2 separate regions of the Homo sapiens genome follow, and region 2 is linked to region 1. A link is an interaction called in ENCODE POLR2A ChIA-PET data of the cell type or tissue named here. Cell type or tissue: PC-3. All regions are shown on one strand. Links, peaks and the distances in the headings refer to the core of each region. The heading gives the core; the rest is flanking DNA. Region 1 overlaps ENPP1 (ectonucleotide pyrophosphatase/phosphodiesterase 1). Region 2 overlaps ENPP3 (ectonucleotide pyrophosphatase/phosphodiesterase 3).

Region 1 (15,321 bases), core at 4,836-12,835:
TTGTTTATGTCACCCATCTGACATTACAGTGAGAGAAAGCACAACTGAGTACACATGGACTTCGAAATTATAGGATGCTTTTAAATTTGATCTTTTAAGATGACATATCTTTGGGGAAGACTACCCTTGTCTGCTTTTACTTTTTTCTTTTTTTTTTTTTTTTTTTTAGAGATAGGGTCTTTCTATGTTGCCCAGGCTGGTCTTGAACTCCTGGCCTCTTATGATCCTCCTGTCTTGGCCTCCCAAAGTGCTGAGATTGCAGGTGTGAGCCACCCTGCCTGGCCCCTTTGTCTGGTAAAGATACTAAAAATCAGATCAGAATCAAACTTTGTATGGCTTAACCACTAAAGTCTAGGTTTATCTGAGGTATGGATTTTCTCTTTTTTTAAAACTGGATGTATAATTTCAAAGTGTCAGCACTGTTATAAATTAAAGTTGTTAGACAACATTTCAAATTTTCTGTGTATCACTTAATTATAAAAAATCTTTTCCTTTCTTATCGTATTGTCATCCCAGTGTGTTTGGGAATAATTGTTTTATATTATCTTATTTGCTCAGAATTTTAAAAATCTACATTGTAGATTGGGACATCAAGACTGCATAACATTTTAGCAATTTTTTTTTTTTTTTTGAGACAGAGTCTCACTTTGGCTCCCAGGCTGGAGTGCAGTGGCATGATCTCGGCTCACCGCAAGCTCCGCCTTCTGGGTTCACACCATTCTCCTGCCTCAGCCTCCCGAGTAGCTGGGACTACAGGCGCCCGCCACCACACCCAGCTAATTTTTTTTTTTTTTTTTGAGACAGAGTCTCACTTTGGCTTCCAGGCTGGAGTGCAGTGGCATGATCTCGGCTCACTGCAAGCTCCGCCTTCTGGGCTCACGCCATTCTCCTGCCTCAGCCTCCCGAGTAGCTGGGACTACAGGCGCCCGCCACCACACCCGGCTAATTTTTTTTTTTTTTTTTTTTTAGTAGAGATGGGGTTTCACCGTGTTAGCCAGGATGGTCTCAATCTCCTGACCTTGTGATCCACCCGCCTTGTCCTTCCAAAATGCTGGGATTACAGGCGTGAGCCACCGTGCCTGGCCTTTTTTTTTTTTTTTTTTTGGAGTCTTGCTCTGTCACCCAGGCTGGAAGGCAGTGGCGTGATCTCGGCTCCCTGCAACCTCCGCTTCCCGGGCTCAAGCGATTCTCCTGCCTCAGCCTCCCGAATAGCTGGGATTACAGGCACCTGCCACCCATGCCCAGCTAATTTTTGTATTTTTAGTGGAGATGGGGTTTCGCCGTGTTGGCCAGGCTGTTCTCTACCTCCTGACCTCAGGTGATCTGCTGGCCTTAGCCTCCCAAAGTGCGGGGGTTACAGTCATGAGCCACTGTGCCCGGCCCATTTTAGCAATTTTTAAGTTTTCTCTTATGGTGAGCCAAAATATATTTCTTTCAGAGTACTTCCTACATTTCCTTTTTTTTTTTTTTTCATTGAAGTGACACCAAGTAAGTCTAAACCTGAATCTGCAAAAAGATGTAGCTTTCATACCAGTCCCAATGAATGGGTGGTAGGTACCTGGAGTTAGGATCTTGAGACCCAGTATGAGCTCAGCAGGAAAGAGTGCTGTATCCACTCATTCATTCACTACTACTTTGATTCACCATTCATTCCTTTGATATTTATAATCAGGTGCTCTAGGTACTGAGGACACAGCAGTGAACAAAATAGTGAGCTCTTCTCTGGGCCCAAGAGTAGAATACAATGATCCGTTTGCCATCCCTGATGGTAGTAGTCTTTCTATATATCGTTAAAATTCATGAAGATATGTCTCTCCTTAATTGTTTCTATGATAAACTTTCAGAATTACTTGTTCCTATAGAACACATTTCTCATTATTTTTCCCTTTATTCTTTAGAATTAAATACAGAATAGCAAGATTTTAGTTGGTTGCCTGATGATTATCTGACTCCACTGAAAGTTGTCAGTTTTGTGGGCATTGTTGGAAACATGCAGCTATTCCCTGCTTCATTATTTCGTTTGAGAGATTATATTGTCATTGAATGTATCAATTAGAGTAGGGTTCTGCAGCAAATAACAGAAACCCCTTTGCAGTGGCTTAAGCAAGTCAGGGATTCCTCATGGAACAGCAAGTCCAGCTGCACACAGTCCTGGGATGGCGCTTTGGGTCAACTGCACCATTAGGGACCCAGAACTTTTCCCTCTTTCTGCTCCACCATTCTTAGCATGTGGCTTTGGCCCACGTGGGCTTCTTCATGCATCTTTGTAGGTAACACATTCTCATAAAAACTAGTATTTGTGTAGTACATTTGCACACATCATTACGTTTGATCCTCAAAATAACCCGATGAGGAGGATACAGATAAAGGAATCAAGACTTATATGTTAAATAACTTTCCTTAGTTTACCTGATACGATTGTCACAGAACCAGCCTCTTTTAAAAAAATTTTCAACTTTTAAGTTCAGGGGTACATGTGCAGGATGTGCAGGTTTGTTGCATAGGTAAATGTGTGCCATGGTGGTTTGCTGCACAGATCATCCCGTCACCCAGGTATTAAGCCCAGCATCCATTAGCTATTCTTTCTGATGCTCTCCCTCCTCCCACCCCCTGCCCTCCAACAGGCCCCAGTGTATTTTCTTCCCCCACACGTGTTTATGTGTTCTCATCCTTCAGCTCCCTCTTATAATTGAGAACATGAGGTTTCGATTTTCTGTTTCTGCATTAGTTTGCTAAGGATAATGGCCTCCAGCTCCATCCATGTCCCTGCACAGGACATGATCTTTTATGGCTGCATAGTATTCCATGGTATACATGTACCACATTTTCTTAATTTAGTCTATCATTGACCATATACACCATAGTATTCCATGGTGTGTATGTACCACATTTTCTTGATCCAGTCTATCATTGTTGGGCACTTAAGTTGATTCCATGTCTCTCCTATTGTGAATAGTGCTGCACTGAACATATGCGTGCGTGTATCTGTATAATAGAATGATTTATATTCCTGTGGGTATGTACCCAGTAATGGGATTGCTGGGTCCAGTGGTATTTCTGCCTCTAGGTCTTTGAGGAATTGCCACACTGTCTTCCACAGTGGTTGCACTAATTTACACTCCCACCAACAGTGTAAAAGCATTCCTTTTTCTCCACAACCTTACTAGCTAGCGTCTGTTGTTTTTTGACTTTTTAATAATAGGCATTCTGAGTGATTCTTTACATTATTCAGATATTCTTTCCCATGCCATGTAATTTCTGTTTTCCCCCTTTTTTTAACCCCACGCCATTGAAGTTTCTTAAACCTATGTAATGCAGGACCATCTGTTCCAGGTATAGTTTCTTTTCCCCAAACTTGAAGCATCTAATTAAACAAACATGCATGGTATGTATTAGAAGGAAAGCTACTCAAGAGGAGAGATGATGCCTAACAAATCATGTGGCACGTTCCACTTCAGAGCTGAAATCTCGTAAATGATTAAACTGGGGAGATGGAGCACTTATAGAAGTGAACTGAGTGTTCTCTTGGTAACTTTTCTTTTATATTTCCTATTCTCCTAGCATGGGAAGCATGACTCCTCATGGGTTGAAGAATTGTTAATGTTACACAGAGCACGGATCACAGATGTTGAGCACATCACTGGACTCAGCTTCTATCAACAAAGAAAAGAGCCAGTTTCAGACATTTTAAAGTTGAAAACACATTTGCCAACCTTTAGCCAAGAAGACTGATATGTTTTTTATCCCCAAACACCATGAATCTTTTTGAGAGAACCTTATATTTTATATAGTCCTCTAGCTACACTATTGCATTGTTCAGAAACTGTCGACCAGAGTTAGAACGGAGCCCTCGGTGATGCGGACATCTCAGGGAAACTTGCGTACTCAGCACAGCAGTGGAGAGTGTTCCTGTTGAATCTTGCACATATTTGAATGTGTAAGCATTGTATACATTGATCAAGTTCGGGGGAATAAAGACAGACCACACCTAAAACTGCCTTTCTGCTTCTCTTAAAGGAGAAGTAGCTGTGAACATTGTCTGGATACCAGATATTTGAATCTTTCTTACTATTGGTAATAAACCTTGATGGCATTGGGCAAACAGTAGACTTATAGTAGGGTTGGGGTAGCCCATGTTATGTGACTATCTTTATGAGAATTTTAAAGTGGTTCTGGATATCTTTTAACTTGGAGTTTCATTTCTTTTCATTGTAATCAAAAAAAAAATTAACAGAAGCCAAAATACTTCTGAGACCTTGTTTCAATCTTTGCTGTATATCCCCTCAAAATCCAAGTTATTAATCTTATGTGTTTTCTTTTTAATTTTTTGATTGGATTTCTTTAGATTTAATGGTTCAAATGAGTTCAACTTTGAGGGACGATCTTTGAATATACTTACCTATTATAAAATCTTACTTTGTATTTGTATTTAAAAAAGAAAAATATTCCTATCCTGCTCACTGGTAATTAACATAGGTTTAAAATGGCTTCAAATGTGGCCCTATAGACGGTTAAAATTGTACCTTATCTTGGCAAAACTTCAGAGCACCAGTCAGTGCATGCAAGGTGCCATTTTTTATTGAGATGCTTAGAATGTTTCTTTCTGTGCACAAGACTTACCCTACCAGCAGCAGAGCCATTCTCTGTTGAGTGGTTCATTTTGAAGTTCCACAGATTGAAGAGAACATGCCACCAATCACCTCACATCTTCTTGGTGGACATGATAAATGACACAATGAACTTGATTTCTTTACTACCTTGACTGTAGCTTTTTATCCCTACCTGTGAACCTTCAAAGACTGCATTAACTTTTAGGCTACATAGGTCCAATTGAGGTATAATATCAGTACACCAAAGATTTTTATATGTCCTTCGTGTGACCATTCTTCAACGGCCTAAGGGCCAGCTGCAAAGACTTTTGGAAAATACAATTTACAACTCAAAATTATTTAATAATTTAGGAAGTTGCTTTTTTTTTTTTTTTTTTTCAGTCCTGCAGTTTCCTGAAGCTCTGTATATGATATTTTTTTCAGCCTGCTTCTCTCTGTTGTTCAGATTAGGTAATTTTATTCTTCTGTCTCGAAGCTCACTGATTCTTTATTCTGTCTAATCTGTTCTGCTGTTGAGCCCATTTATTCCTGATTTTTATATTTTAGTTATTGTATGTTTTATTTCTAAAATTTCCATTCAGTTTTTCTTTATATCTTCTATTTGCTGAGAATTTCTGTCTCTTTGCTGAGACTTTCTACGTTTTCATTTGTTTCAAGTGCATTTATACTTGCTTGTTGAAGAATTTTTATGATGGCTGCTGTAAAATCCTTATCAGATAATTCCAACATCTGTCACCTCATTGTTTGCATCTACTGATGGTCTTTTTTCCATTCGGAAACATTTTCCTGTTTCTTGGTGTGTGGAATGATTTTTTATTGAAACCTGGATATTTTTAGGTATTATGTTATGAGACTATGGGTCTTATTTAAACCTTCTGCTTTAGCCAACTTTCTCAGATACCACCACAGCAGGGGAATTGGGAGCACTGCTTCATTATTACCAGGTGTGGCTAGGAGTCCAGGTTCCCCAGTCAGCCTCCCTTTATACTGAGTAACAGGGTCCCCTCATTACTACTGGGCAAGGTGAGAATTCAGTTTCCCATTAGGTCTTTATTGATTCTTCCCTGGCTGGAATGTGCAGCGGCACCTTTTGGTGCACCCTGGGAATCTCCACTAATGCTATGGGACAGAGTGACCAGGAAGAGCTTCATTACACCAGGTGGGAATGAAATTCCCAGTAGCCTACACAGCCTTCTCCGACACCACTCTGGAGTTGTATTCTTCCAGCACACAAACATACACAATTTAACTCAAAGCATCTTAGCAGAGCTTAATTAAATGGATAGATGCCTGTTCCCTTTGCTGGATACCAAGAATACAAAAGTCAGGGAGTTGGGGCACCTCTTTACAGCTTGGTGAGAGTGTAAGTCTGGACTCCCCACTCAGCATTTGCTGGTATGGGTGGGGCCATGGTGTTTTTCCATGGTGTTTGGTTGGAGTACAGCCTTTTTTACCCTTGCTTGGCTACCCTTTTCTGGTCCTTTGGCAGGAGAGAGCAGGACTCTCTTAGGGCTTTTTTTTCCCCTGCATTTATTGACATTTCCAGGTTGCTGACTTTTTCAGCTCCAAGTTGGAAATATATGAGCTGAAAAGAAAATGTAGGGAACTCATCACAGTGTTGTTACTTGGGCCCCAATGTTCCTAGCCTATTTTCTGTCTACTATTCAGAGTCTTGCTGTGTTTTAATATAATATCCAGGATTTTTATATGCATTTAGCAGAAGGATGTCTACTCTGCCTTTGTAGAAGTGTCTCACTGATTTTTACATATTTTTCCAGCACACAAACATACACAATTTAACTCAAAGCATCTTAGCAGAGCTTAATTAAATGGATAGATGTCTGTTCCCTTTGCTGGACGCCAAGAATACAAAAAAGAACAAGTGACAATTTTCTCTGTCTTAGGGAGAAGAGACAGCAGAAGTGTAAATGATCCCTAAAGAGTGATAGATGTTATCATGAAGCCACAGGAGGGGTGCCAGGCTGCACAAAAGAGACACTGGATGCTTCTTGGTAGTAGAGGCAGTGGCTTCCCAGCCTTGGGGCTAAGGCTTGTAGGGTGAATTGGAACTTTTCAGATGAGCAAGGCAAAGAAGGGACCTTCTAACATTCCTTGGATGGAACATTTTTGACATTTTCCCATTTACAGCTACTTATATTTTCTACAAGTGTCACTGTGACCAACTTATGTACACATACTTTTTCTTGCTTAGTTATAATAATCTGTTCTTAAAGAAAATGTCAGTCTCTACATTCTATGCTGACTGTTAAGGAAAGAGCACCCACATCTGCTCCTACTTAGCTTTTTTTCTGTGGTTCTTACACAGTATTCCTTTTTTTCTTTTCTTGAAAGAGACTCCTCCTTTCTTTTCTTTTCTTGAAAGAGTTTTAAACAGATAAGATGGCAAAAGTGACTGATCTCTACTCCCCCAGTTTGAATGGTAAATTTGAATGGTAAATTCCCATGAACATATATGGAAATGTCTTTATCCTACTTTCTCCAATAAAGGCTGTTCTTAGCTTTTCAAATGCAAAGTGAAACCTTTATTTATCTTGATTTCTTTTTTTTTTTTTTTTTTTTTTTTTTTTTTGAGATGCTCTGTCACCCAGGCTGGAGTGCAGTGGCAAGATCTTGGCTCACTGCAAGCTCCGCCTCCCAGGTTCACGCCATTCTCCTGGCTCAGCCTCCCGAGTAACTGGGACTACAGGCACCTGCCGTCACGCCTGGCTAATTTTTTGTATTTTTAGTAGAGAATGGAGTTTCACCGTGTTAGCCAGGATGGTCTCGATCTCCTGACCTTGTGATCTGCCCGCCTCGGCCTCCCAAAGTGCTGGGATTACAGGCTCGAGCCACTGCCTCCAGCCTATCCTGATTTCTACTGTCATGCCTCACATCAGTCCTTTTTTTTTTTTTTGAGACAGAGTCTCGCTCTGTGGCCCAGGCTAGACTGCAGTGGCATGATCTCGGCTCACTGCAACCTCCACCTCCGGGGTTCTAGCAATTCTCCTGCCTCAGCCTCCTGAGTAGCTGGGATTATAGGCGCATGCCACACCTGGCTTTTTGTATTTTAGTGGAGATGGGGTTTCACTGTGTTGCTCAGGCTGGTCTTGATCTCCTGAGCTCAGACAATCCCCCCGCCTTGGCCTCCCAAAGTGCTAGGATTATAGGCGAGAGCTGCTGTGTGCTTCTTAAGTGAGGTAAGTAACTTCCATAGAAAATTTCCATCAGTTCATTCATGAAAGAACAAAGAACCTGGCAAAACTTAAAAAAACGTTTCCAAGAATCAGATAAAAGAGGACAAACCTTAGGGAGAAGAAGGCAGCTGCTCATTTCCAGCAGGGGAAGTAGCTGCATAGAGTACAAGGACTGGTAGGCCTGTTGGCTGTTCCTGTTTAAGGAGACAAGATGGGCATGGAACAGGGACCACCCCCTCCTCTGGGAGAAGCTGTTACCCCCTTCACTTTTCCTCCTCTGTCATTACCCACAATCACTCTCCTTCTTTGCGCTATGGTAGGTGTTTACCCATCATAGGAATGGGCATTTGAACTTTGAAACTGAATGTGGTGATTACACTTCATGCTGAAGCTTTTCACATGAGTGCTTTCATAAGCATTAAGTAAAATTTTATAATGACTGCAGTCCAAGGACATTTTCCCTGGTTTTTGGCCAGTCTAAATATTGTAAGAGAGAGAGAAGAAAAGTGTACGGAATATAATTGTCTCTAAGCTAAGAAATGTGGATGTTCAAATAAAACATACGTACAGAACTCTGGCTGCTTTCCTTTGTGGCTTTGTGTGTGGAGGATGGGTAGGATCATGGGCGATGGTGCTTCTCTGCAGACATGAAACTGAGTCCGAGGGTTGTTGACAGTTAACCACAGCTGTAATGCTGAAAGGCAAAAGAATCCAAAGTTCATTTCAGGTTCATAGAGTAAACACTTCTGATCTGTGACCTATATCCTTGTTCTTGGTATTTTAATTATATTTAGTCATACTTCCAGGTAAAAACAAATGACAGGCATATATATTCTTTAGTATTTAGAATGGTCTGGAACCAGACTTGGAACTTCTATAGATTCTTTTAATGTGAAATTTTTGTATTTATCCTCTCCATTATAGTGATTGAACAAAAAAATGTTTACTAGAAATCATATTCATACCAGAAAACAGATATGTGAAATACATTTTAATCTACTAGAAATGGAAGAATCCTTGGAAGAGGCATTATACTCATGGGATGTCAAAAGGAAGGAATATAAAAGAAGCCTCTTTCATCCTACTCAATGCTGTTGTTTTAAATTTAACTTTTTACTTGCCTGTAACTTCTCGATTCAAGGGATAGTTTTAGGATTTTAATTAAAATGACATTTTAAATGATATATCAGAAATTCAGAACTCAGAATGGAATATACTTTGGCTTTCACATAGTAGAGATACAAAATAATTGAAGAAATATATAGGAAATAAATTTTTTACAGTGTCTCATACAGTGTCTCATAATTTTGCCCCACAATGTTTAGATATTTTTCACTGTTAAAAAATGTATGCATTTACTTAGATGGCATTATGCTGGCTGTGACATAAAGGAAATAAAACAGGGATCTCTGAACCGAAAGTTTATAACTTAACTAAAAATTCTAAAGGATTTTAAATTAGACTGAAATTTTCTCAGTCCAATGAATGGATCTTGTTCAAATTTTTATAGTTTAAAAAATCACTGGCTGGGCACGGTGGCTCACGCCTGTAATCCCAGCACTTTGGGAGGCCAAGGCGGGTGGATCACGAGGTCAGGAGATCAAGACCATCCTGGCTAATATGGTGAAACCCCATCTCTACTAAACACACACACACACACACACACACACACACACACACACACACACACACAAAATTAGCCAGGCGTGGTGGCAGGTGCCTGTAGTCCCAGCTGCTCGGGAGGCTGAGGCAGGAGAATGGCATGAACCCGGGAGGCGGAGCTTGCACTGAGCCGAGATGGCGCCACTGCACTCCAGCCTGGGTGACAGAGCAAGACTCCATCGCAAAAAAAAAAAAAAAAAAAAAAAAAAAAAAAAATTCTTATGACACCTACAATTTTGGATTCTCTGTTATATTCTATATCTTGACACAATGTTACTGTCTGGAGAGTTAACCACTTGTACTAAGGTCCAAACAGAAACAAGATGGTAAATCTATGGGTCTTTTGTCTGTGTACTTGTTCATAAGCTATCTCTACAGGTTTACTCAACAGCACACTTTAAGATATTGGCACTGGAATAGATTTTCCCAGCTCAGGGTTGACAGTAGATTTCAAAGCTGAGCTTACTCTGTGTCAGGCATTAGGGGTAAGTTGGAGAACAGGGCAGGTGGAATGCCTGCCCCCTTGGTGCTCTCTTGTCAATGTTTTACCTTTATTTCAAGGTCCAGCCCAAAGCCATATCCTTAGGATCCATTGTTTATGTGGTCAGACTTTCCCAACATTGGTGGTAACAGACAGTACATGCCCTCAGTCTAGTTCTTGTTATGTATTATGGTTGCAATACAACTACAGATGTGTAATGCAGTTGATTATTCCATAACCCATACACAGTGTTGGTAGATGGCACCGTGGCCTATTAAGAAATTTTACCCAGGACCCAGACTCCAAATCCAAATACACAACTTGCTAAAAGCAGTCTTTGCAAGCTTAACACGAAATAAAATAATTTCAAAGTGGTGTGGTTATAGGTATAAGAGGATTGTTAGCTTCCACTTGGGGTTTCCAGGGACCTGGCGGGATCTTATCCTACAGAGAACACCAACCTCTTAAGGAAACTGGGAAGCCCAGAGAAGCTGCGCCACCTAAACATTTCCCAGCCTGTGATCCTGTAAGAAAAGAAAAATAGCTCAGGGCAGCCTGAGCTGTGTGAGGCATGTAGAATTTATTAGGCCCAGAGAGATGTGAGTGTGAGACTTTATTCTTACCACCCACCTCCCGCCATGCCTAGGGGCAGTTGTTTAAAGTCATTTCATTCCTTATTAGCTGCCTCACTCATTATCCTCACATGCCTGGAGTTTGTGATGCAAAGAACAATGTATAGCAAGTTATGTTGTAACAATGTATAGCAAGCTTATGTTACGTTGATGTAACTTCTTGGTAAACAATTTAGGAACTGCCTCTTTTTTCCTTTAAAAACTCACTTGTAACTGCTGCTAATTGGAGCACACATTCAGGGCAAACTTGAATCCATCCCTCTGGGTTACAATTCTCAAAACTGGCCCAAATAAACTCTGCTTATATTAAGTTTCCTTCAGTTTTTTCTTTTAGGTTAACATCAGTTACATTTGCTTAGACTGTATACTTTGAGCATATTCCTGAAAACTGTAACCCTGATGAGATTTATGTGTCCCAAGTGTGCTGTTTCACAAGTGTAATCACCTGATGGGTTCTTCCTGCCCACTGACTAGACAAAACCAATTCACTGAGATTGTGACATTGTAGTAAAGAAAGCATTTAGTTAATGTTAATCTAGCTACATGGCTCAGAGGTTAGGGTTTTTCAAGGATAGCTTAGTAGGCATGGGACTGGGGAATGGGTACTGCTGATTGGTTGGGGAGGCAATTATAGGGGTGTGAAAACAGTCCTCATGCATTGAGTCCACCTCTGAGTGGGAGACCACAGGATTGGTTAAGTCATGAGTCATGGGTCCAGGTGAAGTCAATTGCCAGAATGCAAAAATCAGAAAAATGTATCAAAATATCAATCTTAGGTTCTACAATAGTGACATTATCTATAGAGACAATTGAGGAAGTCACAAATTTGCTTCACTGGATTGAGTGAAGACAGCCAGCCTGTGAGGCTAGAAGCAAGACAGAGTCAGCCACGTTAGATTTCTCTCACTGTCATAATCTTTGCAAAGGCAGTTTCACAGGGTGAGAGCTCAATACTGTGGGATTGTTTTTTTCAGTGACTGTAACTCTCATTCGGCATTTTAGCATCTGTATTAGTCCATTCTCACACTGCTATAAAGATATACCTGAGACTGGGTAATTTATAAAGAAAAGAGGTTGTTTAATTGGCCCACAGTTCTGCAGGCTGCACAGGCTTCTGCTTCTTGAGAGACCTCAGAAAACTTACAATCATGGCAGAAGGTGAAGGGGAAGGAAGCACGTATTCACATGGCCAGCAGGAGAGAGCAAGAGCATAAGGGGATGGGCTACATACTTTCAAACCAGATCTCATAAGAACTCACTTATTATCATGAGAACAAGGGGAAGTCTACCCCCATGATCCAGTCACCTCCCCTCCGGCCCCTCCTCTAACAGTGAGAATTGCAATTTGACATGAGAGTTGGGTAGGGACACAGACCCACACCAAGTTGGCATATATTTCTTACAAAGATAGTTTCCTTTTCATATGTTTATCGTCATTGTGTTTGTCTGTTTGCATTGCCATACAGGAATACCCACAACTTGGTAATCTAAAAAGAAAAGAGGTTTATTTGCTTCACAGTTCTGCAGGCTATGTAAGCATGGCACCAGCATCTGCTTGGCTTCTTGTGAGGCCCCAGAAAGCTTCCAATCATGGCAGAAGGCAAAGGGTGAGCCAGCATGTCACATGGAAAGAGAAGGAGCAAGAGAGAGAGGGAGGAGGTGTCAGGCTCTTTTAAACACTAGGTCTTGTGTGAACTCTTAAGGTGAGAATTCATTAGCACAAGGACAGAGCCATTCATGAGGGATCCACCCCCATGACCAAAACACCTCCCACCAGGCCCAACTCTGGCATCGAATATCACATTTCAACATGAGATTTGGAGGGGAAAAAACCATCCAAACCATATCAGTCATGTCTCCAAAACCATCTGTTATTTCTAGCATAATGTCTGGCACATCGGAGTTGCTCAGTAAAAAATGTCCAGATGAATGAAAACCAAAGGTACAGTCATACCAAACATCCACTTAAGACAGCTAAGGAATAACAAGTTACAGAAATACAGCCAGAGGACAATTTCACAGTAATTATTCTTTGCCTCCGTAGTTTTCAAGTGCTAGAAGATACTTTCAATGGGAAATTTTTTGAAAGAGTTTATTTATAGATCTCTTCCCAGTGCACAAAGCAGAATTTTTAAAAATAATAATAAAAGAATAAGAATACTTTTCAAGAGCCATTCACAATTGTTTCAGTTAATCTGTCCTGTGGAAAGTCTGCTGCCTGGTGAACTGAAGGGAAAGCGTGAACTTTTCAGTTTTGACATCTCAAATGAAAACCTCTCTACAAAGCACATAGTGTTTCTCCAGTGACAAGCTATCATAAACATTCACTGGCAAAGGTGGAGACACAGGGTAGTGCCTCTTGGTTCTCACATCCCTCAACTCCAGGTAACACCTTCTGCTATGAGGAAAAGCACATCAGTGCTACTGGTGTTACTACCCCAGTAGCAAACACACTGGGGCATCTGGAACAAATAGATTTTGGGCAACTTTCACACACTTTACCAAAGAGGAGAGACATTTTCTCACCCTCCCTCCTATCTTTGAAATTCAGGGCAATGGAGTTTAGCATTGGCTAAGTTAGTAGTGAAGTGAATTAGAGGTAAACAAAATTATCCCATCCATCAGGTGTCTGATGGATAGTTGACAGTGAAACTGAAATATGGAACATAAATTTTCATAGACCCAATGAATCAGCAATATTGTGATAACCAAGACATCTCTGAAATAGATCAAATACAAATATAAAAATAATCATAGCTATCATTTACTGGGTTTTGTTCCAGACATTGTGCTAAATGATTTACATTATCCAAGCAAGAATTTGAACCCAGGACTTGGCAAAGTTCATATATTTAAACAATACTGTATATTGTCTCCTCTGAAAGCACATTGAAAATGTTCCTGTTCTTTCATTAAGTTCTATTCCATCAGTAGTTGCATTCTAAACCAGTTATTCTGGCTTGAATTCTGCTGCACTGCACAAGACATTTGTTTTGTATCATCTTCCTTTCCACTTTCAAGCATTTGAGTTCACACCTGTTGACATTCTTTCTAGTCCCTCATAGAGGAAGTGTAACTCTTTTTCTTTCAGACCTGATGCCTCACTTCCTACAAGGCTTTGTTTCTCAAATCACACACACACACAGCCCCCCCCCACAAACACACCTGTAATTCCCACCTCTGTACTGCTTCCATCTCTCTTCTTGAATATGCTCTTGTCCTTCCATTTTTCTATTGTCTTTACCCCATTCCTTTTGTTGCCTCTGGCTCTCTTAGGCTTCTCTTTACTGTGGGACAGGACTAATAGTACTTGGTTTATATTTTCTGTCTTTATTTCCTTACTAAGCTGTCCCTTTTTTATATGTCAGTTTCTTACTGCCTCCTAACACCTCCCCACCTCCCATAACCTCCCTTTTAAAAACAATAGAGATTTTCTAATGGCAGATTTTATTTTTATTTTGAAAATTAAAAAAAAATACTGTGAAGTATAAGGAAGAAATTAACAAGCATCCATGCAACCCATGACAGTTAACGTTCTGCCTTCTTTGTTAGCTTCTTGATTATTGCATTAATCTCTTTTAAAAATATTTTTCATCACTGTGATTATCTCAAACATTCCTATATGTCCCCTTGCTTTCATTTTTTATCAATGCTTATTATATTACCTGCTATTTCTAGTTTATTATTTCTATATTTTTATTTTTTGGGACCTGCTATTCCCTGTTTTAAAATCTCTTTCTATTGTTTTATTGTTTCTTCTTTGAGCTTCTTTTTATTTATTGGATTTGTATTCCTTCCTATCAACCTGTTATATAACATGAAACATTTTTTCAGTGTTTATTCTCAATTTTATCACCTGTATTTTCTTCTAAGTGGAGCAGGTGGAATGAGCCTTTCCTTTCTACCTTCCTCTCTCCCTCTATTTCTTTCTTCCCTCCTTCCTTCTTTTATTCCATCCTTCCTTGTTTCCTCTCTTCCTTTCTTTGTTTTATTGTTTTAAACCTATAGCATATTTACTGAGTTTAATGCCATTTCTTTTTATGTTATTCAAGATCGACATTCTATTTTACTCTGAGATGGATAGGTGACCATCTTCCAAATTGTGTCTGAGTTATTTGTTTCTTCCTTTACAGTGTCAGGGAGGAACATTTTGTAGCTTATCAACTTTTCTGAAGCCAAAAGGAAGGTTAGTGTCAGGCCTCTGAGCCCAAGCCAAGCCATTGCATCCGCTGTGACTTGCACGTATACACCCAGATGGCCTGAAGTAACTGAAGAATCACAAAAGAAGTGAATATGCCCTGCCCCACCTTAAGTGATGACATTCCACCACAAAAGAAGTGTAAATGGCCGGTCCTTGCCTGAAGTGATGACATTACCTTGTGAAAGTCCTTTTCCTGGCTCATCCTGGCTCAAAAAGCTCCCCCACTGAGCAACTTGTGACCCCCCACTCCTGCCCGCCAGAGAACAAACCCCCTTTGACTGTAATTTTCCTTTACTTACCCAAATCCTATAAAACGGCCCCACCCTTATCTCCCTTCGCTGACTCTCTTTTCGGACTCAGCCCACCTGCACCCAGGTGAAATAAACAGCTTTACTGCTCTCACACAAAGCCTGTTTGGTGGTCTCTTCACACGGACGCGCATGAAATTTGGTGCCATGACTCGGATCGGGGGACCTCCCTTGGGAGATCAATCCCCTGTCTTCCTGTTCTTTGCTCCGTGAGAAAGATCCACCTACAACCT
Region 2 (15,321 bases), core at 3,419-11,418, 230 kb before region 1:
TTTCTTACAATCCCCTCATTCTCTTTATTCCATTGAAGTCATTCCTGCCTATACCTTCCATCCCTGCATGGAAAATGGACAATGATGATTCTGCTCACTATGAATAATAAGTGCTGCTAAAAATTTTAGTGGCTGAAGACATTACATAAAATCCTCTTGCCAGACATTTATGCTAGTGTTCTCTTTGCCTGTTTGCCTTACTATTTTGCTAGTGATCATAGTATAGTAAGGAGCTTAGACTCTTAAACCAGACAGATGTGAGCCAATAGCCTAGCTCTGCCCCTACTGGCGGGGGACACCTTGGGTAAACTACCTGATCCTGGTGAAATAATAGATCTGAGATGACAGTTCTTGGCATGTAGTGAGCTCTTACTCAAGCTTCATCACAGGCAGTAAAAATAATATGGATGCAATGTTCAAGTTTTTTAGCAATCGGAGAAATAAAAATGAAAAAAGATACAACTTTTACTCCATGAAATAGTCAATACATCATGATTTGTGTATATAAAGTCCTAGCTACCTGTCTTGTTTATGAAAGTACTGTATAAGTTAATATCTACTGTTGGGAAAGAATTGTGGCAATATTTTGGTCTCCTTTGAAAGTTTGTCGTAGGCCGGGCATGGTGGCTCACGCCTGTAATCCCAGCACTTTGGGAGGCTGAGGCAGGCAGATCACGAAGTCAGGAGATTGAGACCATCCTGGCTAACACGGTGAAACCCCGTCTCTACTAAAAATACAAAAAATTAGCCGGGTGTGGTGGCAGGTGCCTGTAGTCCCAGCTACTCGGGAGGTTGACGCAGGAGAATGGTGTGAACCTGGGAGGCGGAGCTTACAGTGAGCAGAGATCAGGCCACTGCACTCCAGCCTGGGCAACAAAGCAAGACTCCGTCTCAAAAAAAAAAAAAAAAGTTTGTTGTAAGACCAGGAAATGTGATCTTTATGAATTTATCTTTAGGAAATAATTAAGGGTGTTTTAGCTACAAGAATGTTCATGTCAGCAGAATGTAAAATGCACTCTCTAGTTAGCTTGGACAGGCAAGCTGGCCATTAAAAAAGGGGTGCATTGGATGTTTGGATTCCACTCTTGATCCCAGAGACAAGTGACCCTGTCTTTAATCTCTTCCAAGTTATTTTAATGGCATATTTATGAATATAAAGTTTTTAATCAGAGTTATGTTAATGACTTTATGAAAAAAAGAAGTATTTTCTCATGCGAATTGCAGTAGGCCACTTTAATTTCTTCATGAATTTTCTGTACACTGCAGTTCAAACGGTCCCAGTTTTCCATTTTTATTTTTAAATTGAGGTATCCTATAGTTCATACTATAGGATGAACTATGGTATGAAATGGTCCTATCTTAAGTGTATAGTATGATGCAATTTGGAAATTCACTAAGCTATGTAACTTACCAATATAGAATATTTCCACCATCCCAGAAAGATAGCTCATGTCCCTTCCCATTGCTTACTTCCCAAAGACAATCACTGTTCTGATTTCTATCATCATACATTCCTGTTTTAGAATTTTATGTAAATGGAGTTAAACCACAGGCTGTCTTAGGTCGGAAACCTAATAACTTTCCAAATTGGAAAGTACTCAAGTGCCTATGGACAGTAGAATAAGTTCTGGTTTATTCATTCACTGGAATATTAGATAGCTATGGGAATGAATGATCCATAATTACTTGCAACAATATGGAGGAATCTCAAACATAATGTCGAGTAAAAGAATTGAGACTCAACAAAATGCACACTGTATGATTTTATTTGCATATAAATGTAAGTACAAAAATAGACAAAGCTAATCTATGCTGTTGGAAATCAAGATACTGATCATCCTTGGTGGGGTGTGGTTTGGAGAATTTAGTGACCACAGGAAGCACAAGCATCCTGATAATATTCTGTTTCTTCATCTGGGTGATGACTACACAGGGAGTTCAGTTAGTGAAAATTTATCAAACTATGCTTCTGTGAAATGTGTGTGTGTATAACAGAAGTAAAATTTTAGGCCAGGCGTGGTGACTCACACCTGTAATCCCAGCACTTTGGAGGCCAAGGCGGGCGGATCACTTGAGGTCAGGAGTGGGAGACCAGCCTGGCCAACGTGGTAAAACCCTGTCTCTACTAAAATTTATCCGGTTGTGGTGGTGTACGACTGTAATCCCAGCTACTCTGAGGCTGAGGCATGAGAATCACTTGAACCCAGGAGGTGGAGGTGGCAGTGAGCTGAGATTGCTCCACTGCAGTCCAGCTTGGGTGACAGAGTAAAACTGTGTCTCAAAAAAAAAAAAAAAGAAATTAAAAAAATAAAAAATGACAGTGTCTGGCTATGGCCCAAAAGTTACCCAATTATTTTACCTTAAACACAGGTCTAAAAAAGGATTGCAATGCTTTTGAGGTAAATGTAGCTATCCAAAACAATGGACAAATTTTGTTTTCCATTTTCAGGTTTGACCTGCCACCAGTTATCTTGTTTTCTATGGATGGATTTAGAGCTGAATATTTATACACATGGGATACTTTAATGCCAAATATCAATAAACTGAGTAAGTCTTCTGTAACTAGTGGCATGCAAATGATAAAGACACCTAGTTAGTCAATCTCTAGAGGATGCAACTTTCTTTCTGACTTTTAACGCTGGTGGTTTGTCTTAGCCTAGATCCTCTCTGACTTTACCACATGGTTTCTACTTTCATTCGGAAGTATATTTTCACGCTTGCTGGCTTCTCCTACCTTTATTTTGGTGGGATGTTCAGCCTTTTGTTTGTTTATTTTGATTTGCTTTATATTTGAATGTAACTTCTGTCCTATGGAAATCTATTCATGTGTACTGCCTTGAAAGTGATGTTTGTCAGACCCAGGTTCTGGGCCTTAGCAAGGAGAATATAGCGAGAACCGGATCCTGAAGGAGCCTGGTGGGCTTAGACAGATCCAGCACCTCCCACCACTTCAGCCGATATCAAGTCCAGGATCTATTTCCAGTTCTGGAATCAAACTGCCTACAACCTGACTCTACTACTTGCTAGCTGTGAGGTCTCAGACAACTTTCCTTCACCTTTTAGTGACCCAGTCTCTTCATCTGTGAAATGGTGACTTCCCACCTGATAGTATTACTGTGAGAATGTACAGGTAGCATTCAAAAAATAGCTGTTTGATATGTGGCATACAATGGGTGGTTTTAAGTTATTGTTATAATTCTTTTATTATCAACTTTATTATAATGTTGTACTTCTGTGTTAGGACACTTGGCCTTCACACAATTTAATAAAGGTAGTAATAAAGAGAAGTTGAGGCTGGATGTGGTAGCTTATGCCTGTAATCCTAGCACTTTGGGAGGTGGAGGCTAGAGCATCCCTTGAGCTCAGGAGTTTGAGACCAGCCTGGGCAACATAGTGAGACCTCATCTCTATTTAATAATAATTTTTTTTTAAAAGAAGTTGAGTACCCAAGGATACAATGCTAAGAAGTGGCATAGTTAGTTAGAATCAGAGAGCTAACTCCAAGGCGCACACTCTTCACTGCCCTGCAATTCCTCTCTTTCTTCTCCCTCCTCCGAGGCTGTTTTATATCCCTAAAGTTCTCAAATTTTATGTCATTTTTACTGGTTTATTGTTTTTCTTTTTCTTCAAGTTATTAAAAATAGCTATTTGACTCTGGGTAAGTTGACTGACTTTTCTGGGCCTCAGTTTCCTCATTTGTAAAATGAAATGACTAGATCTGATGATTTCTACTGTTAATTCCAGCCCCAAATGCCATGGTTGTAGGAAGATAGATCACTACTTCCTGCAACTCAAGGTGCATTGTTTCTTCAGCTTCTCCCTCATTCCCTGAGGCAGATCTTTAGCAAAGAGACTGTTTTCCAAATCCAGGACCTGTCATTTTTCTGCTGAGTTATTTTGTCCTAGAAAGTTAACTAACACTTCTCAGTTTCTATCTTCTTATCTAAATTTGTCTTGATAAACTGGATATCAAATCTGGTGTCAAAAGGGAATTTGACTAGCCAGGGTGAACTGAACCTTTTCTAAAGTGAAATTCCTCGATTTGCTCATTCCATTGAGAATTAGAAATGACATCAATGAAATATTCAGCCACTAAGAGCTTTCTGCTTTTGATGTTTAAAATATTTTAAAACATTTAAAATATTTTTTAGTCATATAGACAACATCTCAATCCCCAAATGTGTGAAGCTATGATCAGCTAGGCCTACCTAGGCAAAATAGGGCTGTTAGTTTCTCAGAGGCCTGATTAAGAATAGATGTGGTAGGTAGGGGTACATATTCTCAGGACCACCTGAGGCTGTTTTGAGGGAAAATTGAAAAAGGAGAGATGTGGTTAAATAGGATTAGGATTATGTTAGTCTTGAGGTGAGGTATGTGACAGCAGGCCTTGCTATTAAGGGAGCCCAGGGCCCCATCTCTAGGGTTTCATCAAACTGCCTGAGTTGGGCCACCATGGTCATGTAAACTGAGCCTAAACAATATCACAGAGCAGTGAGTCATATTAGTGACTGTTAAGTGGACGAGGAAGTGGCTCTCTGAATCACACTCTAATGAGGCAAGAACATTGTCTTGTCTTAGTGCAGGTGGCAGCAGACAAAGAAGGGCCAGGGCCAAGATCAGGAAACTGTCAAGTGGGATAGAGGTGATTTGGCCTATTTAGAAGACAGCCTTCCTGAAAAGTTAGATGGGAATCTGTGGATCAAATAAGACTAGAAGTAGCAGGTAGACAGCAGAGATCCAGCAGGGGACATATGCAGAGTTTTAGAGATTAGAGTTTGCAAGGTTGGCATTCATGAACAGCAGAGCTCTTATACTGGCCATAGCAGATGTCATTTGCTGTCTGCTTTTTAAATTTTGTTAAGAATGCATAACATGAGATCTATCCTCTTAACAGATTTTTCAGTGTACAATGCAGTATTATTATCTATAGGCATAATGTTGTACAGCAGATCCCTAGAATTTACTTATTTTATAAAACTGAAACTTCATATCCATTGATTAACGATTCCACATTTCCCCCTTACCCAGCCCCTGGAATCCACCATCCTATTCTTTGCTTCTATGATTTTAACTATTTTAGATAACCTCATATAAGTGGAATCATACAGTATTAGCGTGTCTGTGACTAGCTTATTTCACTTAGTATGTCTTCAAGTTTCATCCATGTTATCACATGTTGCAAGATTTTCCTCTTTTATTAAGGCCAAATAATATTCCATTGTATGTATATGCCACCTTAAAAATCTATTTATCTTTTAAAGAGAAATAGATTGTTACCACATCTTGGCTCTTATGAGTAGTGCTTCAGTGAACATGGGAGTGCTAATATCTCTTTGAGATCCTGATTTCAACCCTTTTGGATACTCAAAAGTGGAATTGCTGGATCATATACTTTTATTTTTACGTTTTTGAGAAACCTCCATGCCATTTTCCATAGCAGCTATGCCGTTTTGCCTTTCTACCAACAGTGTACAAGAGTTCCAATTTCTGCATATCTTCATCAACACCTGTTTTTGGGGTTTTTTTGATACTAGATATCCTAACAGATGTGACGTGCTATCTCATTTTTAAATTTTTATTTTTAATTATTGTTATTATGTTAGAGATGAGGTCTTGCTATGTTGCCCAGGCTGGCCTCAAACTCCTGGGCTCAAGTGATCCTCCCATCTCAGCCTCCCAAAGTGCTGATTACAGGTGTGAGCCACTGTGCCCAGCCTCATTTTGGTTTGATATGCATTTTTCTGATGATTAGTGACATTGAGCATCTTTCATACACCTATTGGATATTTGTATGTCTTTAGAGATGCACAATATCTTTCTTCTTTGAAGAAATATCTATTTAGGTCATTAGCTCATTTTTTAATGAGACTATTGTATTTTTTGCTATCAAGTTGTAGAAGTTCCTTATATATTTTCGAAATTAACTTCCTATCAGATACATGGTTTGAAAGTGTTTTCCCCCATTTCATATGTTGCCTTTTCATTTTATTGATTGTTTCCTTTTCTGTGCAGAAACTTTTTGGTTTGATATAGTCCTACATGTCCATTTTTGCTTTTATTGCCTGGGCTTTTGGCATCATGTTCATGAAATCATTGCCAAGACCAATGTCATGCAGATTTTCCCGTATGTTTCCTTCTAGAAGATTTATAGTTTCAGGTCTTACTTTGAAATCTTTAATATACTTTGAGTTGATTTTTGTGTATGGTATAAGATCAGAGTTCAAGTTCATTTTTCTGCATATGGATATCCACTTTCTGACATCATTTGTTGGAGCAACTATTATTTCCCCATTGTGTATTCTTCTTGGCACCCTTTTTGAAGATCGGTTGACCATATAGGCTTGGATTTATTGATTTATTTCTGAGATCTCTATTCTTTTTTTTTTTCTGAGATAGGGTCTCACTCTGTCACCCAGGCTAGAGTGTGATGGTGTGATCTCAGCTCACTGCCACCTCTGCCTCCCAGGCTTAAGCAATCCCCTCAGCCTCCTAAGTAGTTGAGACTACAGGCACTGCATGCCACCATGACTGGCTAATTTTTGTATTTTTGTACAGATGGCATTTTGCCATGTTGTCCAGGCTGGTCTTGAACTACTGAGCTCAAGCTTGCCTTGGCCTCTCAAAGTGCTGGGATTACAGGTGTGAGCCACTGTGCCCAGCCTGGGCTCCCTATTCTTTTTCATTGGTCTATACATCTGTTTTTATGCCAGTAACATGCTGTTTTAATTACTGAAGATTTTTAATATATTTTGAAATCAGGAGCTTTGATGTCTTCAGCTTTGTTCTTTTTCAAGATTGTCGTGGTTATCTGGGGTGTTATGAATTTAATTTTTTTTCTATTTCTGTAATAAATGTCATTGGGGTTTTGATAAAGATTACATTGAATCTATAGATTGTTTTGGGTAATAGGAACATTTTAACAATATTAAGTCTTCCAGTCCATGAACATGAGGTGTCTTTCCATTTGTTTATACGTCTTCCTTAACTTCTTTTCCCAATATTTTATAGTTTTCATATACAAGTCTTTCACTTTCTTAGTTAAATTTATTTCTAAGAATTTCATTATTTTCAATGTTTAGAAATGAGATTGAATAGTTAATTATTAGTACATAGAAATGCAACTGATTTTTGTATGTTGATTTTGTATCCTGCAATTTTACTGCATTTATTAGTTCTAAATAAATTTATTTAGAGCTTTCAGTATATTTAGAGCTTCAGTAGATAGTATCATGTCTTCTGAAAATAGGGACAGGTTTACTTCTTTCTTTCCTATGTGGTTGCCTTTTTTTTTTTTCTTGCCTAATTGCTCAGGCTAGAAGAGTGGACAGTCTTGCTTTGTTACTGATCTTAGGTGGAAAAATTTTCACCATTGAATAGGATGTTAGCTGTAGACTTTTCATATAATCTTTATTATGTTGAAGTATTTTTTTTCTATAGCTATGTGCCACATAACAACATTTCAATCAACAACAGACTGCATATATAATGGCGGTCCCATACATTATAATGGAGTTGAGAAATTCCCATCACCAGCTGGGCATGGTTGCTTATATCTGCAATCCTAGCACTTCAGAAGGCCAAGGAAGGAGGATTGCTTGAGCCAAGGAATTCAAGATCAGCCTGAGCAACAAAGTGAAACCCTGTCTCTACCAAAAAAAAAAAAAAAAAAAAGTAGCTAAGCACAATGGGGTGTGCCAGTAGTCCCAGCTACTCAAGAGACTGAGGCAGAAGGATCCCTTGAGCCTAGGAGTTCAAGGTTGCAGTAAGCTATGATCACACCACTGCACTCCATCCTGGGTAACAGAGCGAGTTCTTGTCTCAAAAAAAAAAAAAAATCCTATCACCTAGTGATGTCATAGAAATTATAATGTCATAGTGCAATGCATTATTCATATTTTTGTGGTGATGCTGGTGAAGACAAACCTACTGCACTGCCAGTCATAAAATAGTACACATATTTATGTACATTACATCATACTTGATAATGATAATAAATGACTGTTACTGGTTTATGTATTTACTATACTATACTCTTTTCAAAAGAGATGGGGTCTTGCTATGTTGCCCAGGCTGGCTCAAACTCCTGGGCTCAGGCGATCCTCCCACCTTGGCCTTCCAAAGTGCCTTCCAAAGTGCTTGGCCACTGTGCCAAGCTTATACTATACTTATACTTTGTACATTATTTTAGAGTGTACTACTACTTATTTAAAAATGTTAACTATAAAACAGCCTCAGGCAGGTTTTTCAGGAGGTATTTCAGAAGAAGGTACTGTTATCATAGAAGATGACAGCTCTATGCATATTATTGCCCCTGAAGACCTTTCAGTAGGGCAAGAGGTGGAGGTAGAAGACAGTGATGTTGATGATCTTGACCCCATGTAGGTGTGGGCTAATGTGTGAGTTTGTATCTTAGTTTTTGACAGAAACATTTAAAAAGTAAAAACAAAAAATTAAAAAACAAAAGCTTATAGAATAAAGATATAAAGAAAATATTTTTTACAACTGTGCAATGTGTTTGTGTTTTAAACTCAGTGTTATTACAAGAGAGTCAAAGAGTTAAAAAAATTAAAAGTTATTAAAGTAGAAAAGTTACAGTAAGCTAAGGTTAATTGATTATTGAAAAAAATACATTTTTGTAAGTTTAGTGTATCCTAAGTGTACAGTGTTTATCAAGTCTATAGTAGTTTACAGTAGTGTCCTAGATTTTCACATTCACTCACCACTCACTCACTGACTTACTCAGAGCAACTTCCAGGCTTGCAATCATGATAAGTGGTCTGTATTATATCATATTTTCACTGTACATTTTCTATATTTAGATAGATAGGGATAAATATACAATTACCACTGTGTTACAATTGCTTACAGTATTGAATAGGATAACATGCTGTACAGATTTGTACAATAGACTTTACTATATAGCCTAGGTGCACAGTAGGCTTTACCATCTAGGTTTGCTTAAGTACACCATATTATGTTTGCACAATGATGGAATTGTCTAACAACACATTTCTAGGAATGTATCCCTGTCTTTAAGCAATGCGTGACTGACTGTATTCCTAGTTTGTTGAGAGCTTTTATCATGAAAGGGTGTTGAATTTTATCAAATGCTCTTTCTGCTTCTATTGAAATGATCATGTAATTTTTATCCCTCATTCTGTTAATGCTATATATCACATTAATTGATTTTCATGTGTTGAACCATCCTTGCACCCCAGGGATAAATCCCACATGATCATGGTGTATAATCTTTTCATTGTGTTGTTGAATTTGGTTTGCTAGTATTTTGTTGAATATTTTTGCATCTATTTTCATCAGGAATATTAACCTGAAATTATATTTTATTGTGATATCTGTGTAGCTTTTATATTAGGGTAATGCTAGCCTTATTCATTTGAAAGCATTCTCTTGGTCTTCAGTTTTTTGGAAGAGTTTGAGAAGAATTGGCATTAGTTCTTCAAATTTTTGGTAAAGAAATTGTCAGTGAAGCCATCTGGTCCTGGTCTTTTTCTTGGGAGGATTTTAATTATTGATTCAATCTCCTTACTGTTTATAGATTTATTCGGACTTTCTATTTATTTAAGATTCAGTCTTGGTACATTGTATGTTTCTATGAATTTATCCATTTCTAGTAGGTTATTCAGTTTGTTGGCATATAATTATTCATAGTATTCTCTTAAGAACCTTTTATATCTGCAGTATCAATTGTAATGTCTCCTCTTTCTGATTTTATTTATTTGAGTTTTCTCTCTTTTTCTTGGTCTAGTTAAAAGTATGTCAATTTTGTTTATCTTTTCGAAGAACCAACTCTTAGTTTCATTGATTTATTCTATTGTTTCTCCATTCTCTATTTCATTTCTTCTTGCATCTTTTCTTTTTTCTGCTAAACTTGGATTTAGTTTGTTCCTTTTTCTGTTCCTTAAGGTGCAAAATTAAATTGTTTATTTGAAATTGTTCTTCTTTCTTAATGTAGGCATTTATTACTATAACTTCCATCTTAGAGCTGCTTTTGCTGCATTCCATTTTCATGTTCGTTCATTTTGTTTCAAGATATTTTCTAATTTCTCCTTTGATTTCTTCTTTGACCCATTGGTTGTTCAAAAGTGTGTTACATAATTTCTACATTATTTGTAAATTTTTCAGTTTTCCCTGTAATATAGATTTCTAGTGTTATTCCATTGTAGTTGGAGAAAATACTTGGTATGATCCCAATTTTTTAAATATGTTAAGACTTGTTCTGTGATCTAATATGTGATCTATCCTGGAGAATGTTCCATGCATACTTGAGAAAAACATGTTGTGTTGGGTTTAATGTTCTGTAAGGGTTCTGCTTTAAAAAAAAAACCTGCTGATAGTTTTATAGGGCTTCTCTTGTATATTGTGAGTTGCTTTTATTTTGCTGCTTTGAAAATTCATTGTCTTTGACTTTTGACATTTGATTATAATATGTCTTAGTGTGGATTTCTTTAGGTTCATCTTATTTAGAATCCTTCAAGCTTCCTGGATCTGGTTGCCCATTTTTCCTCCCTAGATTTGGGAGTTTTTAGCCATTATTTCTTTCTATAAACTTTCTGGTTCTTTCTCTTTTTCTTCTCCGGAAAACCCCATCATGCATATATTAATCCACATGTTGGTGTCCCACAGTTCTCTTAATCTTTCATCACTTCTTTCCATTCTTTTTTCTTTTTGCTCCTTTGCCTGAATAATTTTTAAAGGCCTGAGTTTGCCTCTCTTTGTTGAAATTCTCACTTTATTCATGCATTGTTCTCATCACCTCAACGAGCATCTTTATGACAGTTGTTTTGAAATGTCTGTTAGGAAAATTGTATCTCTGCTTCATTCAGGTCAATTCCTGAAGATTTATCTTGTTCCTTTGCTTTGAACATATTTCCCCATTTACTCATTTTCCTTTACTCTCTGTGTTGACATCTGCACGTTGGACAAAACAGTCACCTTTCTCAGTTTTCATGGACCGGCCTCGTATAGGAGAAACCCTCGCCAGTTGGCCTGATCAGCGATTCTGGAGGCCCCTTAAACCTTCATGCTAGTCCAGCCTTGTTTCTTTGTTGTTAGGGGCCCCAAGTGTCTAGAGTATGCTAGGTCCCATTGGTGTTCCAAGATGAGTGAAACTTATCTTGGAAGGAAGCCAGCTCCTTGGGCAGTCACCAGAGAATTTGGATCATTAGATGTCTTGTCCAATTCTTTCTCTCCCCAGAGAAAAGTTGGGGTCTGGATTTTGTTTTGTTTTGGTCGTGGGGCTTTTTTTTTCTTCTTTATTTTGCTTTTTTTCTCTGTGCTGTGCCAGGGAGAGGGACTATGGTGACTAATATGCTACATCAAACCGGTGTGTTTTTTTCTCACTGGCCCCCAGGTGACTAGAGTATGCTAGGTTCCATTAGCGCTCCAATACAGACAAGACAGAAAAAGCCAGTCCTTTGGGCAGTCCCTGGTAAAGTTGGGGCATTGGACACTTAGTGCAACTCTTCCTCCCCTGGGAGAAGCTGGGAGTTGGGGTTATTGCCTGATTTCTCTGTGCTGAGCCAAGAGCAGAAGCTGTGGTGAGTGCCTGTGTGCTCGTTAGAATCTCCTCTTTGTTCTTTGTAGCACACAGGGGACTAATAGATGTTGGGTCTCATCTCTTCTAACTCAAGTGAGTTAGAAGCCAATTTCTCAGATAGCACCTGGAAAAATTGGAGTGTTAGATGTGTGGTCCAATTTTTTCCCCCTTGGGGAGAAACTAAAAGTTGAGAGTTCTCTCCTGATCATATAGCATCGTTCTGGGAATGGGTATTATGTCAAAGAAACAGTTCTGCTTTTCCTACTGGTTTCGATGTAACTGGTGTTATACTTGCCTGGTAAGCAGGAGCCTCTCAAGTAGTTTCTGGGTTTCTCACAAAGGGAATTGATTTATGTGTGGCTATTGAATGATTGTGTCTGCTGTGGGAAGAGTCGTCCAAGATTTCCTATTCTGTTATCTTGGTAACATCACTCCTCTTTGCTCTCTTTTGACCCTTCTTCTTTATGTGCCAAGGGATTGAATGCATACTTGCAACTCTGGGAAGACTGAAGCCCCTGCAGAGCTTATTATTCTTTATTTTTTTTGAGTGCTAGAAATGATACAGGCCAACATTATGGCTAATCTTTCTACAAGGTTATTCTACTAAGTTACATATAAAATGAAAGTACCTATTTTCAGCCTGTGAATACTGGTAAACAGTTTGCTATGTTTTCCATTTGTACAGATATCTTAATAATATTTCATTATGCCAGTCTTATAAGAATTTCATAAGGACTACATTGTAGTTTTTTTTTGAGTCGGAGTCTCGCTCTGCGTTTTTTTTTTTTTTTTTTTTTTTTGAGATGGAGTCTTGCTCTGTCGCCGAGGCTGGAGCACAGTGGCACGATCTCAGCTCACTGTAACCTCCGCTTCTCGGGTTCCAGTGATTCTCCTGTCTCGCCCCCCCCTGAGGATCTGGGATTACAGGCACGCGCCACTGCACTGGGCTAATTTTTGTATTTTTATTAGAGCCAGGGTTTCACCATGTTGGCCAGGCTGGTCTTGAACTCCTGACCTCAGGAGATCCGTCCGCCTCAGCCTCCCAAAATCCTGGGATTACAGACGTGAGCACCGTGCCCGGCCTACATTGCAGTTTTGATCTGTACATTCTCTGGTTGCTTTACCTACTCACCTGTTTAGACCTTTGCTGCTTCTTATAGTTCCTAGTTACTATAAACCTAGTTGCATAGGCTTATCTCATTTATATTTTCAGATTATTTTGTTTAGTACTTTATTTTTTTAATTGTTTTTTTAGAAGTAAAATACACACGTAAACATTTTAAGGCAATATTCGAGGGTATAAGTAAAAATAAATGAACAAAACATCTTTCCTGGTCTTCCTACTTTTCCTTTGCAAAAGCAACTGCTCATTGGTTTATTGCGTGTCTTTCCAGTAGTCTGTTCAAGTATAACTTAAATTATTCATATTTGGAAGAAACCATGGTAGAAGACTGTGCTTTCTGTAGACTTTCTTCAGTAGCTGTGGTTCAAGGGCAGGTAATACAAAACGGTAGCTTGGGTCTATAGTCAGCAGATGTGTCTTGTTTATGACATATAACTAGGACGGTGCCATGCTTTTACAATACCGGTAGCTTAATTTGCATTTTATTTTATCCTCTAGCTTTACCCATTTAAGAATTTGAGTCTGCCACCCGTTTCAAGGATATTAAAGCAGAAACTGACTTTATGTATCTGTTCATTGTATGAATTTTTTCCCACTTAAATTATTTTAATTGTGTAAGTGGACTAGATCTTATTTTATTTTCTTGTTATATGACTTCTTAACAATATTAAATGTCTTTCCTTAATTGAGATCAAGATTTACTTATTGGTGGTATTGATTAAATAAGAAAAATAAAGGTTATTTTAATCTTATGTTTTATAAATTAAGTCCTGGAGCAGTTCTCAAACTTAAATACATTAGGATGACCTGGGCTGCTTGTTAAGAATGTAAATTTTTAGCCAGGCACAGGGGCTTACATCTATAATCCCAGCACTTTGGGAGGGTGAGGCAGGTGGATCACTTGAGGCAAGGAGATCGAGACAAGCCTGGCTAACATAACAAAACTCCATCTCTACTAAAAAATACAAAAATTACCTGGGCGTGGTGGCAGGCACCTGTAGTCCCAGCTACTCGGGAGGCTGAACTCAGGAGGCAGAAGTTGCAGTGAGCCGAGATCACGCCACTGCACTCTAGCCTGGGTGACAGAGCGAGACTCCATCTCAAAAAAAAAAAAAAAAAAAAAAAAGAAAGAAAGAAGGAAAAGTAGATTTTTTTTGAACTCCCTTTCCTTCTCCTACCTTCCAATCCCCATCAGAGAATCCTATGTAGTGGACTTGATATGGGGCCCTAGAAGTTTCTGAAGGAGGAAATTCCTGAATCAGAGGCTGGGAAGGAGACCAACCCCATGTCTATTTGAGAAAACACTCATTGTGTTCAGCAGCAAAGCCTGTGACTTTTTGGATGACAATTAATTTCATGTTTTGTTTTGACTTAAAGAGAATTGATAACGGTGAAGCTTTATTTTAGAAGTAGAGGCAACACAATTTTGCTGTGGAAAATTTCTTGTACTTCACTGCTGCAGAGGAAATAGCAATGTGCCCTAGTGGTTCTGACCTCTTTAAACAGGGTTATTGCACAGATTGAAAACAACAGAACAATGAAGCTAAATTGCTGTCATACTTTGTGAAACACAGATCACAGGAAACTTCCCTGGTCTAATGGAAACTGTACTAAAAGTAAGAAGCAGTAAAGTTAGCTTAATTTGTAAACAGTACTACATGACATGGGCTTATGCAGTTACACAAGTGAAATCCTTTTTCATTTGTCTAGACAGTAGTGTTGACTTTTGTTATATTAGATACTTTACATGTAAGAACTATCAGCTAGATGCCAATGCTATATAAAGCAAACAAACTGGCAGTGTATAATATAGAGTACATTTAGCTCAGGGGTCAACAGGCTGTGGCCCATAGGCCAAAACTGGTTCACTCTACTCGTTTGTGTATGGCCTGCCATATATACTGAGAATTGTTTTACTTATTTTAAAAATTATTTATTTATTTATTTATTTATTTGAAACAGGGTTTCATTCTGTCACCCAGGCTGAAGTGCAGTGGTGCGATGACAGCTCACTGCCGTCTCCATCTCCTGAGCTCAAACAATCCTCCCACCTCAGCCTCCCGAGTAGCTAGGACTACACAGGTGCATGCCACCATGCCCAGCTAATTTTTAATTTTTATACAGAAATGGGGTTTCATTGTGTTGCTCAGGTTGGCCTCAAACTCTTGAGCTCAAGTGATCTGCCGTCTCAGCCTCCCAAAGTGCTGAGATTACAGGTGTGAGCCTCTGGGCCTAGTCTGTTTTACATTTTTAAATGGTTGGAAGAAAGTAAGAATATTTTATGACACGTAAAAATTACCTGAAATGCAAATTTCAATGTCCATAAAGAAAGTTTTATTGGAACATGACCATATTCATTTGTTTATTTATTGTCTATGGATGCTTTGGGGCCTCAATGGCAGAGTGGAGGTGTTTCAACAAAGACCATATAGCTTTGCAAAGCCCAACATGTGTATCACTGGCTCTTCCAGAAAAAAATCTATACACCTTGATTTAGCTCACTCCTCTCCTAAAAGACTGACATTCCCTGGAATGGAGGAAGCTTAGAGACCAGAATTTCAACCTCTTTCCATCTTTAATCCACTTTTTAGTTTGTTTTTTATTTTTCTGAGAGACTTTCATGTTCAGATTTTTAGTTATC

The links. Peaks named below come from ENCODE experiments on the same cell type or tissue, not always from the same donor. Only the 100,000 strongest peaks of a DNase experiment are listed, where the experiment ranks them.
Region 2: POLR2A ChIA-PET joins it to region 1 with 11 read pairs; 3 of 35 experiments call an interaction of 5 or more read pairs at or near these places.

Annotation. Positions count from the first base shown.
Region 1 is chr6:131,886,780-131,902,100 of GRCh38, forward strand. ENPP1 (ectonucleotide pyrophosphatase/phosphodiesterase 1) reads left to right here. Exons shown (of 25, transcript NM_006208.3): 25 at 3,562-8,376. The coding sequence ends at 3,732. It overlaps CCN2-AS1 (CCN2 antisense RNA 1), which reads left to right and starts at 15,173. Exons shown (of 3, transcript NR_187596.1): 1 at 15,173-15,321. RefSeq lists enhancers at 8,446-8,590, 14,543-15,096, 15,097-15,321 and a cis regulatory region at 8,512-8,525. In PC-3, for the core only: no CTCF peak of the experiment used is centred there; a DNase peak (open chromatin) is centred at 8,482; H3K4me3 peaks cover 551 bases.
Region 2 is chr6:131,655,874-131,671,194 of GRCh38, forward strand. It overlaps ENPP3 (ectonucleotide pyrophosphatase/phosphodiesterase 3), which reads left to right. Exons shown (of 25, transcript NM_005021.5): 6 at 2,450-2,547. Among named protein-coding and RNA genes, the nearest start is that of ENPP3, 26 kb to the left of the region's middle. In PC-3, for the core only: no CTCF peak of the experiment used is centred there; a DNase peak (open chromatin) is centred at 4,538; H3K27ac peaks cover 591 bases.